Linked DNA regions of Homo sapiens: region 2 is linked to region 1. Evidence: read pairs that join two places in POLR2A ChIA-PET (ENCODE). Cell type or tissue: PC-9. All regions are shown on one strand.

Region 1 (2,500 bases):
AAAGTGCTGGGATTACAGGTGTGAACCACTGCACCTGACCTCTGATCTATTTTGACTTAACTTTTGTATATGGTGTGAGGTAGGGATCCAACTTTATTCTTTCACATGTGAATATCCAAGTGTCCCAGCCATTTGTTAATAAGACTATTCTTTTTCCCTATTGAATTGTCTTGGCATCTTGTCTATCTTTCTACTCTTAAAAGTAGATTTCATCAACTCTTTACAGAAGGACCTTGCCTATAACCAGCTTAAACTGTGAATCAGAAGGCTGATTAATTAAACTATTATGATTCATATAAAAATACTTTACTAGAGTATACAGAGAACACTAATAACAATGAAAACAAAGGGAGGATTCCTATTCAGCCTGGAGGAAACAGGAGAAAGATTATAGAGGGTAGTGTCATGAAAGCTTCCTGGAAAAACACACAGGCATTAGTCAGGTAGTGTGGGCAGAGTTCTAGTCAGAGCAAATAACACATGCAAAGGCTGAGAGGCACTTGCAGCCAATCATCCATATGGTGGGAGTGAACTAGATAATGTCACTTACTCTCTTTACCCTATATCATTCCCACCTTCTTTACAAGCAAAACCACATGTAATTCTCTTGCATGGATAGAATGCATTAAATCTTAAAATTTTGTCAGATTGGGACTGACCAAAAGAATATACTTAAAAGTAAAATCAAACAGACATTATGTTCCTATGTGCCCAAGAGTTTCAGGGAAAGGATAGAAACCAACTCACACATGGGCCTGAGGAAGGCTGAGTTAGAAAAGACTTAAGTCAACTGTTATCTTAGTTTTAGTACATTCTATTTCCTACATCTTCCTAAAGGAAACTGAATTCCTAAATTTTCCTTTAAGGAGGAATATAGTCACATAATAGAATATGAACTATGTAGTGTCAGACCTAAGTTCAGTCCTGGTTTTGCCACTTTTACTGGTAAGACCTTGGACAAGTTCTCTAATGTCTGTGAATCTCAGTACTCCTCCTTCTAAAACAGGGACATTAATACCACCTTGGAGGGATCCTGTGAGGCTTACCTGAAAATGTCTAGCAGGTGACTAGAATACATGTTTAATAAGTGTTAACTTCCTCTCTAGTCTGGTGCTGGTACACTATTCGTGCAATAATAGGGGAGAGACTTAGGCTTCTCTCCTAGAAGAACATATTTTGACCTAAAGTTGCTGTTCTTTGCTTTTGAGTAGCTGACCCTAAATGGGCAGAATTACTGTTTAACATCACATAATCCTAGAGAGGGCAGTGGCTGAGCATAACTTGTTAATGGGAATGAGACGTGTGTTTGGTCAGTAAGGAAGTAGGTTATAGGGTGATCATAGAATATTTATTTTCATCGTTTTTCTACATTCTGAATTTGTCCTTGCCGGCAGGAACTCTCAGGTGGCTTCTGGTCTGGGTTTGCTTTGGAATACAGCCAAACCTACCTGACTCAGCTTTTTGTAACTCTGCAAATAACAAGGTTAATACCTCTTCACGTTCTATGAGCTGCTTAGTAACAGAATGCAGGGGAAGCAGAGAGTTCTGTGTTGAAAGTCCTCCATTGCTTACAGGTGGTGTGACTGTGGCCGCAGTCCTGAACTTCAACTAAGTCACGTCCCTGCTCTACAGTGGGCTCAGGGGCCTGAGGAGGTCCAGAGTCTATCCCCGTCTTTAGAATTTGACAGCTACTGCCATCATTGTTATTTCCTGTGTGGGAGGTTCTTGGGAACAGCACGGTCAGAAGGAGTAAGACCAGAAAGAGTCTGAAGCTTGTTCTGGCACGATTTCACCATGATATGGAATACAATTACTATGAAAAAGAATTCTGTTACCTCCCAGCTCGTTTTGGTTCCTGAGCAGAAGATAGTCTCAGCCCTGCTGTCTCTCTCTTTCTAAAATTTTCCATATGAGCCAATTAAATACAGGATTCTTCTGGGTGCTAAGGAAATAATACAATGGATAATGATGAAATGAATAGTTTTATCTGCAAGGAGTTTATAATCTAGTAGACAGCTGTATACAGTCAGGTGCCGCATAATGACATTTTGGTTAATGACAGACGGCATGTATGATGGTGGCCCCATAAGATTATAATACTTTTTTGTTTCTTTTTTTTGAGACAAGGTCTCACTCTATTGCCCAGGCTGGAGGGCGGTGGCACGATCTCAACTCACTGCAACCTCCGCCCCCAGGGTTCAAGTGATCCTCCTGCCTCAGCTTCCTGAGTAGCTGGGACCACAGGTGTGCACCACCACGCTCGGCTAATTATTTTATTTTATTTCTGAGGCAGAGTTTCGCTCTTGTTGCCCAGGCTAGAGTGCAATGGTGCAGTCTCAGCTCATGGCAACCTCCGCCTCCCAGTTCAAGCTATTCTCCTGTCTCAGCCTCTCGAGTAGCTGGGATTACAGGCACGCACCACCACGCCTGGCTAATTTTGTATTTTTAGTAGAGGCGGGGTTTCTCCATGTTGGTCAGGCTGGTCTCAAACTCCCGACCT
Region 2 (2,500 bases), 350 kb after region 1:
GGTCCAGAGCAGAGGCCCTAGGGATGAGAGGCAGAACAGACAAGATTGAAAACAGCCCAGATATCCACTAGCGAGAGAATGGATAGAAGATAATGGTAATTCCCATGTAGTAGTGAAAATAACTGAATTACAGTTAAGCACTACAAAATGTTCACATCTTAGAAAAAATATGTTGAATGAAAAGGCAAGTCCCTTTTCATTTGGCCTATAGAGAGTATGATATAATTTTAATAAAGCTCAAATAAAGCAAAATTTAATTATATGCTTAGGCATACATATTTATGCATTTTTTGAAGAAAAGGAATGATAAACATAAGACTCAGGATAGTAATCTCTGGAAGAGGGTAGGGAGGAGGAAGAGAAATTGGAATAGGGGAGGAACACACAGTGGACGCAATCTACTTAGGCTAGGTGGTGAATTCATGGGTGTTTATTATATTTTATAGTTTACATGTTACATTTTATATTATTTTATGCACATAGCTTGGTTAATAATAATACTTGGTTAAGAACACACTATCATCATTGGTCCACACAATTCACTATTTAAAAAAGAAAAGGAGGTCTTGTGTCAAGGTACACATTGCAGCGAAACAGAGACTCTAGGGGCCAGACGCAGATAAAATTAGATCAATTTAATAGAGCTCAGAGAAAGGGAAGAGGGAAAGAAGCAAATGCTTAGAAAATATGACAAAAATGTGAGAAATACCTTGAAATATATTTGTAATCACAATAAATGTAAAACGATTAAATTTGTATTAATGGACAAATTTCCTATTTGTAATAGGCATAATAGGCATATATGCTTATTATGCCTGTATATATATTCTTTTTAACAAACCTACCTGAACCGTAAGGCCAGAGGAAGACTAAATTTAAAGTTGGCTGAAAAATATATGCTCATTTAAATGTAGATTTCTGTCAGTTTGGATTTTTACAATTATGCGTATGAATATATAAGAATATATAATTTCAACAATCCAAATATATATTTTTATATACTTATATATTATATGTATTTATATTCTTGTATATATTATATATATATGAGCACATCAGAATCATAAAGATACAAACATTAAAATTAACATTTGGCTGAAAAATATTAGGTAAATACTAAAATAAGCTTGTATAGATATGTCACTATATATAGTATATATTTACAAATTGTACTGCAAAAAATGAACTTTCTGTAAAAAAAAATAAGGGATGAAAGAGGTAAGGGCTTAAGAATGAAAAAGCAACTGTTCTGAAATAAAGTCTAACAATTCTGAGCTTCTATGAGTCTAACAACATGTGTATATTAGTTTTCTAGGGCTTCCATAACAAAGTGTTACAGACTGGGAGGCTTAAACAACAGGCACTTATTTTCTCACAGTTCTTGAAGTTAGAAGTCTGAGATGAAGGTATCAGCAGGTTTGGTTTCCTTTGAGACCTCTCTCCTTGGCTTGTAGATGACTCTTTTCCCTGTGTATTCACGTGGTCTTCCCTCTATGTGTGTGTCTGCATCCCAATTTCCTCTTCTTATGAAAACAACAGTCATATTAAGGCTCACCCTAATGATCTTATTTTATTTGCCTGGTATCTGTTTTTCAGCCAAATGTAATTAACCTTATTTTAAGTTAATTACCTCTTTAAAGACCCTATTTCCAATACAGTCACATTCTGAGGTACTGGGGATTAGGATTTCAACTTATGAATTTGGGGAGAACACAATTTGGCTCATCACAGTGTGTTTCAAATGCATTTTTAAAAATGACAGAATTACAAGAATAGAGATATTCCCAGACATAGTGGGAGATTTTAACATAGCTGTACTGAGATCAAGTAGAAAAAAAAAATTTACAATTTGAGAAGTTTAGGATAACACAATTAACAAGTTAGACATGTAAGAAATAGCACCTAACAATTAGACAAATACCTTCTTATTAATTACACACAAAATCTTTCTAAAAATTGACCACCCTTATACTATAGAGCAAATATCAACAAGTATCCAAAGAATTGATGTTATGAAAATCTTACCTGATCAGTATTTCTTTGAAATTGATAACATAACTAGAAGTATTTGTTTAATATTTAAAACGTACTTCTGAATAATTCATGTCAAAGGTGAATAAAGATTGAAATTATAAAATATTTAAAACTAAATAATAAAAACTAGCATATTTTAAAACTTATAGGGTGCTGATAAAGCAGCACTTAGAAGGAAATTCATAGCCTAACATGTATATATTTAAGTGAAAGATATTCTAGACACTAAAAAGCTAAATAGACAAAAAGTTAGAAATGGTACAAAGGATGCTGCATACACATAGGCATATACAGGAGAGAAAAAAAGAAATTATAGTAAAGGTCAGAGCAGAAATTGATGCTATAAAAAATTTAAATACATAAGCAATATCAGGATTTAAATGTAAAAAAACTACAAATAAACATTTAAAAAATTTTAGGAATATGTTGTGGAAACTTTAAACCAACAAATTAAAAAAAATCTTAG

What was found. Peaks named below come from ENCODE experiments on the same cell type or tissue, not always from the same donor. Only the 100,000 strongest peaks of a DNase experiment are listed, where the experiment ranks them.
Region 2: POLR2A ChIA-PET joins it to region 1 with 6 read pairs; 2 of 35 experiments call an interaction of 5 or more read pairs at or near these places.

What each region holds. Positions count from the first base shown.
Region 1 is chr11:129,827,589-129,830,088 of GRCh38, reverse strand. The region is part of intron 1 of TMEM45B (transmembrane protein 45B); the gene reads right to left. Among named protein-coding and RNA genes, the nearest start is that of TMEM45B, 13 kb to the right of the region's middle. In PC-9, no CTCF peak of the experiment used is centred here; DNase peaks (open chromatin) are centred at 348 and 1,448; H3K4me3 peaks cover 1,125 bases; H3K27ac peaks cover 2,500 bases.
Region 2 is chr11:129,477,674-129,480,173 of GRCh38, reverse strand. No RefSeq gene overlaps it. Among named protein-coding and RNA genes, the nearest start is that of BARX2, 100 kb to the right of the region's middle. In PC-9, no CTCF peak of the experiment used is centred here; no DNase peak of the experiment used is centred here.